Regions from separate parts of the Homo sapiens genome. Here region 2 is linked to region 1. A link is a loop called in an ENCODE intact Hi-C map of the cell type or tissue named here. Cell type or tissue: B cell. All regions are shown on one strand. Each heading gives the region's core, and the rest is flanking DNA. Links, peaks and the distances in the headings are about the cores only.

The links. Hi-C counts contacts between places; a loop is a spot of excess contacts. Peaks named below come from ENCODE experiments on the same cell type or tissue, not always from the same donor. Only the 100,000 strongest peaks of a DNase experiment are listed, where the experiment ranks them.
Region 2: it touches region 1 in a loop (5-fold over the local background); 2 of 110 quality-filtered maps call a loop at or near these places.

Annotation. Positions count from the first base shown.
Region 1 is chr18:45,099,273-45,107,623 of GRCh38, forward strand. The region is part of intron 3 of LOC105372091 (a long non-coding RNA gene); the gene reads right to left. Among named protein-coding and RNA genes, the nearest start is that of MIR4319, 130 kb to the left of the region's middle. RefSeq lists enhancers at 4,198-4,247, 4,328-4,397. In B cell, for the core only: no CTCF peak of the experiment used is centred there; DNase peaks (open chromatin) are centred at 4,379 and 4,479; H3K4me3 peaks cover 2,142 bases; H3K27ac peaks cover 5,000 bases.
Region 2 is chr18:44,721,744-44,729,054 of GRCh38, forward strand. All of the region lies in intron 2 of SETBP1 (SET binding protein 1), which reads left to right. Among named protein-coding and RNA genes, the nearest start is that of SETBP1, 45 kb to the left of the region's middle. RefSeq lists a silencer at 358-407 and enhancers at 3,591-3,640, 3,771-3,960. In B cell, for the core only: no CTCF peak of the experiment used is centred there; DNase peaks (open chromatin) are centred at 2,741, 3,738 and 3,918; H3K4me3 peaks cover 1,574 bases; H3K27ac peaks cover 4,835 bases.

The DNA.
Region 1 (8,351 bases), core at 2,028-7,027:
CATCTCATTCAAATGAAGGCTTTAAGAGGTTTTCTTTTCTCCCCTTTTTCTTGGCCCCCTCATTTGTATTTTCCCTGCCCATATCAAACCTGTAAATTTTTCCAAAGAGCAGTGATATGTTCTACTCATCTTTTTTCTAACTCCTTTTTATATAGCAGGCACATAATAAATGCACGTTAAATATCTTAAATATTTATATAGCAGGCACATAAATGCACATTAAAGAAATATATAAATATTTTAAATATTATTATATTTTTAAAGTGGCAAGCTTAATGAATTCCTTGACGGTATTAAATTGCAACAGTTGTACCACAAATGCTTTGTAAACTGTCCAATCTAATTCTCCTTGCTTAGAAATGAGGACACTGAAGGCTGGGCATGGTGGCTAATGCCTGTAATCCCAGAACTTTGGGAGGCTGAGGTGGGCGGACCATCAGGTCAGGAGTTCGAGAACAACCTGACCAACATGGTGAAATCCCGTCTCTACTAAAAATACAAAAAATTCGCCGGGCGTGGTGGTACGTGCCTATAATCCCAGCTACTCAGGAGGCTGAGGCAGGAGAATTCCTTGAACCTAGGAGGCAGAGGTTGCAGTGAACCGAGATTGTGCCACTGTACTCCAGCCTGGGTGACAGAGCGAGACTCTGTCTCAAAAAACAAACAAACAAACAACAACAATAACAACAAAAAATGAGGACACCGAAGTTCACTGGAGGAAACTCATCTATCCAGTGCCCAGTTGGTTGATTTGCAGGAACCTGAAAATAAGGCTACTATGAAATCCTCTTCCTTCTTCCACCTTCTTGCTTCCTTCCTCTTCTTTCCTATGACCCTGTGCATGACAACATGGGAAGGGTTCCACCTATATATTCAGACCTAATAAAAACCTTGTAAACAGGGTATTTTTCTCCTCGTTCTGTAGATTTAGAAATTTAAAATTTACTAGAGTTAAAAAACCCACTTAAGGCACTTAAATAGTAACTGTTGAAGCTGTGTTTGTCCGATGCCAAATCCTGTGTTCTTACCTCGTTTACTACAAGAATGATATGACTTCCTGAAAGAAACTTTGTTTTTGTATTGCTATGGAAAAATCACCCAAGATATACTAACAAAAGATCATCACGATATGCAAAAGACAGCACAGGGCATGGGACTTTGTGTAAAAAAAGAAATATATAAAAACATATATTTTATTGGATTGAGTATGCCAAACTATTTACACGAATGGACAGTAAATTAATCACAGGGATTACTGTGGAAACTTGGCAAATAAGGCAAGAGTGGGAGACTTCTCACAGTACTTTAAAAATACATGTTAAAATTTGAAACATATACATGGATTATCTCAACTTTTTTAAATTTAAAGCAGGTTTTACAAAGTATATGGCTTTTTATCTTGGCCATTTTGACATGGGGCCTTTTTAACCTGGTCATTAATTACAACTATTATAACTGTATAACTGCATGTCAGACATACTGCAATTATTCATTGTTGAGCCATGCCAAATCAAAACCAGTACAGAAGCCTCAAGATTATGTCTAGAGCTTCTGCTTTTACCAAAAGTACATGAGGACTTTGAGAGAGAGGCATTGTGAGGCCAGCTTCCCAGTCTTTAGCCACCCGACTGCCACAAGGCCTCACGTAGTTTTGCCATGTTGGAATAACCCCTGCCCATGGTCAGTTCTTTAGCCTCATATGCTCATTCACTTTCATTTTCCTCTTGACCAAAAGTAGATCTGTATGGCCAGAATAGATTCACATTATCTAGGTTTATAAGAGCCTGGAATATAAACTACAGAGCCAGCTTAGTAATTTATAATGAGACATATAACAGAAGAGCCAACACATTCTCTCCCGTAGGCAAAGACACATGGTGGTGCAACCTGTATTAACAGATTGCTTAATCCATATGTCGTGAGAACAGGGTGGATGAGCTCTGTGCTGGTGAGCAGTAGTTCAAGGTTGATACTACTATCTCTGCAGCAGGAACAGCTGTGCCACCAGGACCTGGTAGGTTCTGTCCTCAGGTCTGGACACATCTCCCTTGGTCATGGCTTAGATGACCCTGGAACTCCACAGTGTTGTGCTTCTGATAGACATGTTCTCCCTCTTTAGACCTGTTAAAATATTCAGCCTGGTTACGTTTGAACTGGTGACTATTCGGATCTTTAAGATGACTTAGCACAGTTTAGTTCTAATCACTACTTGAATGAATTACACGAACCTGAAATGGCCAGCCTCATTTACCTTAATCTCCAATTTTAGTGTCTCCTTCCTGTGAACTTCTTGCCACACCTACCATGAACGTTCTACAGAACCCCTGTCTCCTGACCCCACTCCCAGGATTTTTCATGCACTCTTCCTGAGAGCTGACCAGCTGTAAGTTGTGGCCAACTGAAAATACTCAAATCTGATATCCAATCCTGAGGCTTTGTTTCCTTCAGTCTGGAAAACTATATTTTCAATTTCTCTGTTTACATGAAAGGGAAATAGTGTATTTTTGTATTAGGACTGTATACCTACATAAGAGTGAGTTGGCCTCCACATTAAGTGTCAGAGAGTACAGAGGAAGGAACCATAAGATTCCTCCAGAAAGGAGGTGAAAGGACTGGATGGAGCATCTTGTTTACTACAGAAGGTGGTGAAAGAGCCACAGACAGACTTGAACAGTCTCACACTTTTGCTGATAGCTGATGCTGCAAGAGAGCATCCAAGGGAATTGAAGATCCTCAAGTCTGTCCTCACTTCTGCTAAGGGTGTTTCCCTGGCAATTTTTTTATAAAGCAAATTCCTCCGGAAAGATCATATATTCAAAGTCAAAAGTGCAGGAGGATGTATGGCAGTGCCTTTCTGGGAACTGTTTTCTTTTTTTTCACGTGAGGTCCTTCCTTTTTTGTTAAACTACATTGTACACATTCATTTCTTGTTGTACACAACAGAAATTCAGAGTAAAAAGTAAGAGTTAGAAACTTCTGTAGCAATGTGACATTTTCTCTACGTCCAAGTGTAAAACCAGTGGACTTTAGCCCAGGAAAAGGGAATAAATGGGTTTGAACATTGTCAAAGTCATGTGGTAAGTGGTACATAAAGCAATCTGCATAGAAACATACGTAATAGGACCATGCACTGGTCTGTAATGAATGAGGGGAAAAATATTGGTCCTTCTCCCTCACAGGTAGCTTGGAAAGCACTTCTGTATGGTGAAAGTCTTCCTCTTGTTCTTATTCCTCAGCTATCCAGTTCCCTCCTGGAGGCAATCAATGTTATTGGTCTCCTGTGTTTTACACACACACACACACACTCACACTAGCTTATTAAATGTTCTGTATCTTGTTTTTGCTTTTTTCATTTAGTAATATGTCTTGACGATTTTGTTTGAAACTTTTAAAATAGCTGGAGAATAACCACTTGTACAGAGGTTCTTTATTTTAGCCACTTCTGTTTTGTTATGAAGATACTGCTTAATGAATAATTGGATATATTTTATTTCACACATGCAAATAAAATGTTTGACATTGAACACTTGTGTTTAAAAGGAAGCATGCATTTAATATGCATATTAATTGTTAAATGAATGCTTGTTGAGTTAAAAATGCAAGAATTGGTGAAGCTTTTGAGGAGAGATAGGCAGATCATCTGTGGAGCCTTAAGTGCAGGGAGAATTTGGCGTCATAGGGTGGAGGCTTTGTGAAGTGCGGGGACAGCTCACAGAGCACTCAGGTTCACCTCCACGCTGCCTTGTAGGAAGGCAAGAGATTAGCAGAACTGAGCCTCAAACTCAGGCCCCTCCTATCTCAACTTCCTCCCTCTTTAGACTCCTGCTGGGATGCTCTGCTCCTTTCTTTCTGTTAAACTACATGTGTATACCCATCACTTGTTGATTGGACTTACATCTCTCTGTAGCAGGACGAGCCGCAGACAAGAACCCCTCAGATACCGAATTGTAGAAGGAAAGGGCTTTATTCAGCTGGGAACATTGGCAGACTCACGTCTCCAAAAACTGAGCTCCCTGAGTGAGCAATTCCTGTCCCTTTTAAGGCCTTACAACTCTAAGGGGGTCCGTGTGAGAGGGTCTTAATCAATTGAGCAAGCAGAGAGTACGTGACTGGGGGCTGTGTACACCTGCACTGGTAATTAGAGTGGAACAGAACAGGATAGGGATTTTCACAGTGCTTTTCCATACAACGTAATCTATAGATAACATAACCAATTAGGTCAGGGGCCAATCTTTACTAGGCCCAGGCTGTGGTGCCGGGCTGTCTGCCTGTGGGTTTCATTTCTGCCTTTTAGTTTTTACTTCCTTTTTTTCTTTGGGGGCAGAAATTGGGCATAAGACAATATGAGGGGTGGTCTCCTCCTTATCTCCTGTGCCTTTTCAGCTTCAGGAAGACACAGTGGAAAAGTGGAATGAGTTTAGGCTTCGATATAGATGCAAGGTCCTGGCTTTAAAGCCTTCTCTACCTGTGGGACTTGGGCCAGTTGTTGAACCTCTCCATTTCTTGTGTCTAAAATTCAGACTGTAGTGTGTCCTCTAGTGTGTCCTCACAGAGTGGGGAAGTATGAATTAAGCTGGCTCAGGTAATGCTCCAGTGCTGGTGTCCAGGTTGTAGTAAGCTCTCAAAAGGTTTTGCCCCCTCACTACCTTGAACACCTGCCCAGATGCTCTGTAAATGCTCACTGAACTGAATCTAGTCACATGAAACTTCACAGTACATTTCTGTATCTCTTCCTTATTGAGGTGGCTGCTTGTGTCTTCATATCTTCAAGATGCATTTACTGCCAAAGAGCTTGGGAGGCCAACTCTTAGAGGCTCATTGCATTAGAATGAAAAAAGCACAAGAGGCTGATTGTCCCCCAAGGAGAAACAGGCAAGATACTGAAGGAAAGGGAGACTGCTGCTCTTCTAGGAGTTCAATGAGAAACAGTCATTAGAGCCACAGCCTGCTGTGCAGAAAACAGGCTGTAGTGAGAGAGCATTTTGGATTCACTGACCCGAAGTTCATGCTTCCTGTCTATCTGCTGCATTCTTATATTACCTTAACAAATGTCAGCCTAGCTGTTGAAGGTACAAATGGTACACTGCAAAGAATGCACTGAACATGTTTTGAGCTCAATGTTGATGCCTCCAAAAGGGCAGGGTGGGAAGGAAATGACCAGGGCCAAAGAGGCTAAAGGGTGCCCTGTTGCAAATTGGCCAATTGAGAGTTGTTTGCTGGGACATGCATTCTGGTGCACGCTGGTGGTGCACTGGTAGTCTGTATAGCTCCTGTTGCGTCTAGTCCATGAGCTCTTTAGCCCAAATGCACTCAGATGCTCACAACAGGCTTTTAAATAGCACTTGCTGGATGAATGGCAAGTGTGTCTTTGCAGTCTCCTGCAGGATTAATTAGCAGTTTCCTGGACTTTGGTAGGATGTCCTTAATGCTCAGCAACAATCCAGCACAAATCAAAAACCTGTGTAATGGTCATTACCGTTAGAACTCAATACCAGGAATCCTCACCTTTTGTTATGAACTATTTAACTCCCTCTGCCTCTAAGAAAAAGCACATTTTTGAAATTAAAGCTGCATTTACACCCTTAGAGAAAGGTGTTTTGTTTTAGCTTGAATACTGAAAACTACTCAGTCCCTCAGGCTAATGTGAACATGATCCCCTTGTTAGTCTTTTGCTTTTCCCATGTAATACAAATGTCAAAGTCCTCAATACCAATACAAATTCCCTGCTCTTGAAAAAGACTGGTAAAAAAGGATAAAGATGTGGATGAAGAAGAGGATCTGGCCTCTCCAGGGGGACTAAGCAGAATTCATAAGAATGCCAAACTTTTCAACTGAGGCTTTAATCATTATCCATCCATCCACCCATGCATTTAACATCTATGGGACATCTACTATGCCAGAAACTGTGCTTTGGATAAAGGATGAAGAAACCACAGCCTGTGTCTTCAAGCTTCTAGTTATGAGCATCCACCAAGAAGTTACCATAGGTGATCTTGTCAGATGGCAAGAAGCCATCTGAATTCAGAGCAAGGAATTAGGGATGAAACCAGAGAAGGCCTGAGTAGTCATGGATACAAGAACATCTATCTCCCTCAATACTTTTGTGAAATTACCAGTTTTCTGAGTCTTTTCCCTTTACTTGTAATAACACTAGTCAAAGGTTGATTGCCTGATTTATTCCTTTTGGTTCCTTCCTCTGAAGGTAAGGATTCTGCTTAAGGAATGTCTAGCAATTAGTAAATACCTACAGCATAGGACTCATGTCTTCTAGAATGCCAAGCTTATTGCTAAATACATGTATAACTAATAGGTGCCTGTCTGGCCTGTTGTAGCTTTGGTATAATCTTCACTAGGTTCCATGAATACTGAGTAAGAACAGGACACTGGCAAAAATGGCAGTCATTTCTTTACTGCTGTTTCTTCTTCATTCACACCACCTTCTAGAGAACCTCCTCTTTGAAATGTAACCCCAAGTACCAGAAGCTCCCCAAGCCATGCCATGGCTAACTACACCAGATGAAGCTCAGGAAATCCATGTCTCTTTTCAGAATTAAAAAGGAACTCCTAGATTAAGTAGATTAAATTAATGAGTGTCAGTGCTTTAACTAGAAACCTATATAGATTCAAAGGGTGTGGCCACTTTTGGGTACTGCTCTGATTTACGTGATGAGTGCACGAGTAGAGAAGCTCATCTGTGACAGAAAAATGAAGCAGAGATGAGAAATTCTTAGTATCTCCCAACTCTGCAGGTCCTATGATACCCCATTATGTAGCCATTGGGTTCTATGAGTTATATATTTACATGTATAACTTCTTTCTAATATTTAAACTAGTTTGAATAGACTTTTAGTGCTCATAACCAAAGGATAGCTGACTAAGGAGAATAAAGGTCTAGGTTCTTACTAGGAATTTATCAGGATAAAAGGCTAGATACAGAAGGAATATGGACTGTGGAGGTCAGAAAGCACCAGTCTGTGATAATCCAATAATCTTACAGAAATAGGAGAAGAAAGATATCAAACCAACATCAACTTTTGCCTGTTTTAGATTAAAAAAAAATCTGAAGCATTTGGTCTGTTTCTGCTTTCCTGATGATCTATCTGATGTGAAAATCTTGCATTGTCTTTATCTACAGCTGTTCCAGCTAGTTGGTATGGAGACATTGTGGCTTTACCACTGCAGCAGCACTGCCCAGTAGAACTTCCTGTGATGACAAAAATGTTCTATATCTGTCCAACACAAAAGCCACAAGTCACATGTGGCTGTGGAGCACTTGCAATGTGACTAGTGTGACTAAGAAACTGAAAATTTAATTTATTTTTAATTAACATAAATGTAAATAGAAAGAGTCACATGTGGCACTCTCGTAGCTACTGTATTGGCTAGAGTGGCTCTAGTATATGCTGCCAAATCCCACAACTGTTATCTCAGTGCTACAACCCACTTCAACAGCCGCCCAGCAGTTCCTCTCTTCTCTCTGTTGTTTCATTATATGGCCAGTCTTCACAAAGCTATGGGAGAGATCTTCAAAAATACAAATCAGCTTAGGAAACCCTCCTGTTGATATCCCTCCTGTGATTTATCTTTACATTTGTAATAAAATCTAAACTTCTCCTGCAGCCTGAAGGTCCTACCTGATCTGACGCTTGCCTACCTATTTCGCTGTATCTTCTTCCAATCCTCCTACCACTCTGTCCCATATTCACCACACTCCAGCCTCACTGGCCTTCCTTCTGTGCCCTGGACACACAAAGGACACCATCAGCTCAGGACTTTGATTTCGTCTCTTTTAAACTTAGAATATTTTCTCCCAGATCTCGCTGTAGCTGGCTGTTCCTTGTCATTTAGATCTCAGTTTGTGTATCAGTTTCTAAGATAATTCTTTCCTGGCCACCCTGCCTAAAGCAGCTTCCACAATGGGTCCTTCTTCTTAAAATGTATTTATTTTCGTTCTGTTTCATTTTCTTCATAGGACTTAGCACTTTCTGAAATCATCTCATGTATATCTATCATATTATATCATATTATATCTTTATCCACTTACCCATCTACTCATCTATATTCATCCATCCATCCATCCATCCGTCTTCTAGTGCTCATAACCAAAGGATAGCTGACTAACATAAGGAGAATAAAGGTCTAGATTCTTATTTTTTATCATCCATCTTATCTTTTACCATCTACCTTTTACCTCTGTATCCCTTCACAAAAAGGTAAGCCCATAACAAAAGAGGATTGGTTTGACTTAGTCACTATTGTAGCCTAAGAGCCTGGAACACTGCCTGGAATGCAGTAAGTGCGCAACAAATATTTTCTGATAGATAGACTGACTCACTGAATAACTACTTATT
Region 2 (7,311 bases), core at 1,784-6,783, 380 kb before region 1:
GAAAAGGAACAAGAATGCATATGGCCATGAGGGGGACTTTTCCTTACCCTCAGAAGGTGGGGGAAGAGGGCAATGGTGTGAAAGAATGAATTAGTTCTGGCAAATCTTGTTAGTGTCCATTGTAAGCAGAGAAGCTACCTAAGCCATCTGTGGTCACTTGCAAAATTGTTCCTTGTTTGTTCAGGCTCCCCACCGAAGCAAATCTTTGTGGCTTCTGATAATTTGCATATTGTCACTTGTTTGCCAACTAGAGGGTATCTGGACATGTGTATGTGAGAGGGCATCTGCGTGGACATGCATGTGAAATCTTTGTGGCTTCTGATAATTTGCATATTGTCACTTGTTTGCCAACTAGAGGGTATCTGGACATGTGTATGTGAGAGGGCATCTGCGTGGACATGCATGTGTGTACCGAAAAGAGCCCAGCATTGGTATGACATTGACATAGATGTTTGGGGGGCCTGGATTTGACTGGGCTCTAAGCTCAGTAGGAGAGGAAGGAATCCTGGGAACCTGTTTATATTATTTTGGGATATTCCTAGTCACCATCTCCGGTCGCCTTTTTGTGCCCCCTTCCCTTGCTGCCCTACCTTCCCATGAGTCCCCTGCTGCCCTACCTTCTCACACAATTTTGCCTCAATTCTTGTGCTTAATGGGTGGTGTGTGTGAGCAAGAGGCAGAACGTATTTAGGGCAGCTTGTTATAAGCTAAGGGAGATGTTAGAGTAGTATTTGCTACCAATGGATCCTTCTATGTCAAAGATACTGTTGTTTTGTCTCAATTAATTCTACAGTGTTTATGGGGACCTATTGTAGACCCTCCTGCAGAGCAGCAGTATTCGGGTGCTGCAGCTGTCTAAAGGCTGCATGGCCACCATGATTTCTGTCTTCCAGTGGTGAGCATCACGTGCTCTGTGGATGGGATGAACAAAATTCGGGAGTACGCTCATGAAGGGACTGGTTATTGGGTTCTGATGGTCACTAAAGGATTCCCATCTGAGTGCTTGTAGAAGGCTGATGATTGTGAAGGGCATGTCTTCAGGACGGTTCTCTAGTAGGCTTCTAGGATTCCAGATTGGCCAAAGAAAATGGTAAATGCAAATCTGCAAAAATTAAACAGCACAAATACCGTTTCTTTTCATCATCACAATATCCTATGGGAAGGATAATGTAATAGGATTAGAATCTAGGACAAAAATGGGAGTCCTTCTGAGTTTTATTTTTAACAGCACCAATAACTAATTGTATGACATTGGTAATTTAACCCATTTAGGCTGGAGGTTGAAAATTTTTGGGTGTGAAAAATCAGACCTTGGTGATGACCTTGAGCAGTAGGATATAAATAACTCCCACAAGCTTAGTGTTCCAATAATGGAACACTAGGCATAACTGGGTTAATTGGACAAAATTTCCCTACCCCTTAATTTCTCCTTTGTGAAGTGGGTAATCTTGCCTTTTCCTTCTCCTTCTCTTCCTCTCACTTCCTTTTATATGAGACAAACTCTGCCTATAAAGAAAGTTGCTGCTTTCATCTCTTCAGAAGTCCTCTTTTTATACTGTCAGGCGGTATTCTCCATAGCTATTTGAGAGGGTCACACTGTTTTTTATTGCTTGATGGATACACACAAAGAATGTTAAAGCAGAAAGAGACCTTGAAGATCATCAGAGCTGTCTTCCCTTCACAGATGAGGACATAGAGCCCAGATCAGTGATGTCTCGTGATTTGTTCAAGATCACATGGCAATCAGCGACAGTCGGCGGGGGGAAAAAAAACAACACCCTTTTTAGTCATCACAAAGCTGAGTGCTAAAAATGAGACAGGAGACTGAATTGCTGTGGCCGGTCATTGCCACTGCATGGGAGTCTGCCCCAACTATTTGCTTGGCCCATCTTATTACAGTTTGGCACTTCTCTCTTGAACCTTCCTGAACCTACCACGCCTTTGCCCAGGATAATCAGATAAAGGGGCCTTTTATTTCCCAGCTGCCCTGTGCATGCAGCATTCAGAGAAGAGGGGCTGGCAGTGGGGGTGGGGAGGGGAGAAAACATTTGTCTTTCAATACTGGCCTGACATGAAAGCTTCACTGCCGGGCATTTTGAGAACCCAGCTAAATAATGGTCGCAGCCAAGACAAAAGATAAAACTGACCCACTAGTTATGCAGTTACTTAAACATGATTTACCCTGCATAATGCTGCCTGGGACCTGAGGGTCTCGTTTTTAACGAGCCAAGAGACAGAACTATTAATTACATGGGAAGGAGTGCTATCAGAGAGCAAAGTAGTCATTGCCAACGAAAAAGTCCTGAAATATTCCACGCCTTTCTCAAATACTCACAGAAACACCCAGAAGTGGCACAGCTCACATGTTGGTGGACACAGGCAAGGATGGGGAAATGATGAGTCCCAGTGGTTCTAATGTTGGATGTCACAGGGCTGGGGGTTTAGCTGGAGCCAGGGAAGTTGCAGTGGTTAGAGGAAGTTGGGACAGGGGTTTAGAAGCAAATTATCTTGTGGTTTGGCTGAATGTGAATGTTGGGAAAAGTCAAAGAGGAGCTCTGCATCTTACTGCTCTAGCGGACATGATTTCCATTTTATTTCTGCATCTTACAGCCAACCCCTGAGCCTCTAATCTCAGTGACATGCCCATTTAAGGGAGTTAGGATATAGGGTGGGGGAGGGGAGCTGGCCTAGACCAGAGAAGAGGCTCTGAAGACCAGAGATAGGTAAGTGAGAGTGGGAGTCTGTTTACAGATTGTCTCTCATCCACTGTGATATGTTAATTTTTCTGAGCATCTTTTGATCAGATAAGCAAATCTCAGAAGCACAGCTCTTGTTCTGATTGCTTTAGGGGCATCACTGTACCTCTTGTGGTTAAACATAGTAGCCTGTGACACCAGCCCTGGAGTGGAGTGTCTGGGCTGGGAGGATGAGAAGGTAAAGCCTAGAGGATTTGAAGAGGACAGGGTCAAGGGTTAAAGGACAGGGGTTAGCAGCAGGCAAAGGCCCAGGATTGAAATATTTGCTGAAGGCTGACAGGCAGCAGAATAGAGGCAGACAAGTGGCAAATTCCTGTTTTCTCCTCTAATTGAGAAAATATTTTGAGTGGTATTCAGTCAGACTACATAATGAGTGGGGGTGGGGCTGGAAGTGGAAAGAAAGAATATGAATGAGCAAGAATATTATTAAATTACTGCAAGAAGCCAAAGTGTGTGCAGAGTTCAAGGAGCTGTATGAATGTGCCCTCCTTCCTTGCTTCCTAATTTGGGATGCACAGCATTCATTTCTTCACTCACTCATTTAGCACATGGTCACTGGCAATGGGGGTTTACTTTCAAAGGAGGGTTTAGTAGCTGCCCATAGAGTTACCATCAGATAAATGTAAAAGGGGCCAGTTTTCTCTCCCAAGGCTAGGGAGACACATAAGCAGGTGATTGCAACACGTGAGACTCCCATCTTGATGCTGTTATTGTTCTTTTCTTTTCAACATCTAAATCTGGTAATCATCTGTATCTGCTCACAGTTTGGGGAATAATTTCATATAATTTCACATCTAAGAGAGACTATAAAGTGATTCCTGCACTAAGTCTGGCTATCCCAGGGCCTCTGTTCTTAATGAGTTACCTGTACTGTCCAAGGAATTGTGTAGCAAAACTGGGTTGGGGGGTGTGTGTGGAGGGGCAGAGTCTGGGTTTGGGGAAGTAGTTAGGAAACAAAGCAGTTATGTCTTGACTCAACCATAACCAGCCTGCCCTTGCTTGAAAGATTCGGCTTTCATATTTTAGGAGCACAGGTTCATTTTGTTTTCTAGGCTGACAGTGAATAGCACTGATGGTTTATTCACCAGGACCTTTCCTGAATTATAGGGGCATATAGCTGGGAAGGCCTTTAGGGTCATTTTGCCAATAGGAACCCACAGAAGTTAAGGGACATCCTCCCGGTGCTATGTGAGGTTGTGGCAGAGCTGGGACCTCCTCCCCCTCGGCCCCCTGACTTCCCAGCGGCTCTGGGTGTGCTGTCACCTCTTCCAGGAAGTGATGACTCAGATTATTTTCATCAACATACCTCCCCCCTCCAACTCCGTTTTCTTCCCACAGCCACCAAAGCCAATAATAGACTAAGGCAGTTTCAGTTTTAGACAATTTCCTTTTTTACTTAGAAATCTATGGTTAGAAAAGGGTGTAGGGTGGTAATAGTGGCCAGGGGTGGGGAGGGAGGCATGAGAAGCTTCAAAGGGGATGGGCATCTCCTGGCTCTCTGGTGGCCTGGATGGAATTAGAACCAAGAACTTTCATATGACCTTGAGTAGATCTCTAAAAGATTCCTTCCCTCTGAAGTTTTTTGACTTTTAAGTTCAGAAGGGAATTTCCTTTCCACCAATTCAGGGACCATTCCTAAAGCTTCATGAAACCCTTACATAATTTTTAAACTTTAACAACTAACTCATGTGAGTTGTTACACATAGCTTGTAAGTGACATTTCAAGCCTTCTTGATTTTCATTCCAACAGTTCTAGATACATAATACATTCTTTTCAAGGAAGGTAGGGACTTTGTTTTGTTGTAGTAACTAAAGCTGGCAATCATTGAAAGAGATTATGAATAATCAAATAATAATACTTATCTCTTGAGTTCTGTATGGGAGGCACCAATCTAAGCCTACTACCTGCAAATGTATATGTAATCCTCCCCAAAACTCTTAAGAGGTAAATCTTACTGTTCTCATTTTGCTGATGAGTTAACTGGCATGGGGAGGTTGAATAACTTGCCAAATGACATCTAGAGAGTATATAAAAGAGGTAGTGTTTGAAGTCCAGTTAGTCTGATTTCAAAGTTCATATTCTTAAACACAAAGCTATATAGGACCGCCTCCCATTTGCAGATTAGAAGTCATAAACTGTAATAATATTACTTTCAAATTTCATCACGTGTTTGATTCTAAGTGACATGAACTTGAAGTTTATTAAATATGTAAAGTACACAAAGACTTCATAAAGGCCCTATTTTTAATAAATGCCTCAAGCCACACAACTGTGTGCTTCGTTACATAATTTGTTTTTGTAATAATACGTGGAGAAGAGCCCAAGATGAAAGGGCTGGCTAGATTATTGTGTGTCAGTTGTGCACACACTCTGTTTCTGTTTTTCATTCTGGGATCAACTGGGGAGATAAATCCATTTGCCATTGATCTTACCATCGTGAGGGTGGAGTGGTTATCAGAGGATCCTGGAAAGTTTAAAGCATTATCCAAATGCAAAATAAAAGAGGTGGACAGCTTTTTATTTTTTTTAACACTATAAACATGTTTCAGTTTTGCTGTTCAGACTCTTCTCTCTGAAGTCCTTTTCCATAATGTTCGTTTGGGTAACTAGCATTGGAACATTTGGATAACTCAGTGTTTGAGCTCTCTGGATGAGTTGCATGCATTTGACTGAAATATTTGATCACTGTGTGTGTGTGTGTGTGTGTGTGTGTGTGTGTTGATACCCAAATAAAACAAACTCTTAAGGTTTTACTGTCAGTGTCCTTATTTCTGTCTCTCACTTTGGGGTGAGAGATTAGGATAAGTGATATCTGCAGAGGTTCCTGTCTTGAGGCAGGGCCTTCCTTCTCATTTGAAAGCATCTTAAGGATTTGTTGCTGAATGCCTATCTTCCTGTGGTTCACAAAGACGCATTCAGATGACATTCTAAACTTGCTGCTTTCACGGCAGCCTTTTCAGTGAGTGGCCAGCATCACTTTTCAGTGTGGGGGGATGGACAGTAGGTGGACACTGTCTATGTATGAGCCCTGTAGTAAGTTGCCAACTGAATGGTTTGAGATGTCCAGAATGTTCCCTTCAACCTCAAAGGAACAACAATCATTTACGCAACCCCTACTGTGTCTTCACCAAGCTCTCAAAACACCTTAAATATGAAATCTCTACCACCATCATAAAATCAGATTCTCGAAGGTGAAAGAGAATTATCCTGAGTTTCCTCACAGACATTTAGCCAATCTCCTTGGTGCTTTGTGGGTGGCCTTTCTATTGTTGAACACTTCTGGGCTGAGATGCTGCTTCCCTTGTTGGGTCAAAGTAATCCAACAAGTAATTCTTCTTATAGCCCCCACTTCTTGGTCTTATCTAACCCTCAAACACAGAAGCTGTGCTAGAGAGTTAGTGACACTTTGCTCAGAACCCAAATTAAACCCAGAGCAATTGTATCCAATAAAAAAAAGAGACTGAATTTGAGGGGAGGTCCTTACACGTACCATTTATCCCCTGTTTGCTCTACCGTCACTTATTAGGTTCACTCTGAAGAATTAATGAAGGCTATCTCAGGAAGAAAAGCAAAGTCTTCTCTCATTTAAGACTCACTACTTAGAAATATGCTAATTCTGAGAGACAGAATAATGCACTTCTACTCCATTGTGATCACTTTTGCACAGTTTGGCTACTTTATTCAAATTCCTGTATTGTACTGTCTGATTTATTCCAGAGAGCAGGACAATCAAGAGACAGGCAGAAGTAGAAACCTTCTGGAGATTTAGCAGTTATTCACTGTCAGAGACTGGTGGTTCTCAGAGCTGATCATTTCCCTGGACATGATCACGTCTCCCTGTGCTAAGTTTATTTGCAATCTATTAAAAACTACACAAGGCATGCGGGTCTCGGGAAAAAGTCACTGTTTTGTTTCAAGTGCAGGTAATCAAATTTAAGTGTGTTTGGGTACCTGTTACTGATGTTCCATAGGGACCATTTGTTCATTCAGTTAACAGTGGATGAGTGTGGATTCTAAGGTAGTCATTGTACTCATCATTAAGAATATAAAATCAAATAAGACATGTCATTTGCCTTTAAGAATCAGACAAGCTTGAGTCAGATAGGCAAATAAAATGGTAATTATAAAATAATGTATCAAATTCAATGAACAGAAAGTATAATCCTCCAAATCCTATTGGGGGCAGGGAGAGAAAGCTCTGGGATGGAGGGAAGGTAGTCTTGGAGCAAGTTTTGAGGAACAAGAGGAGTCAGCTAGAGGAAGAAGGAGAACAGGCATTCCAGGAAGAAATAATGGCATATGCAGAGGCATGGGTGATGAAATGATAGACTTGACTAGAAGAAATGCAAGTAGATCCATTTGAATGAATGATGCCAAAGGTGGTTGGGAGCAGAGGTAAGAACTAGGCAGTGGGAAGAATGCAGCTAAGAACTAACTAGTGCTTATTGAATCCTTACTGTGTGCCAGATAGAGTTCTAAGCCCTTTACATGTGTATTTCAAGTAGTCTCCATAAAACCCTAGGCAGTAGCTACTATTGTTATCTTTACCTTACA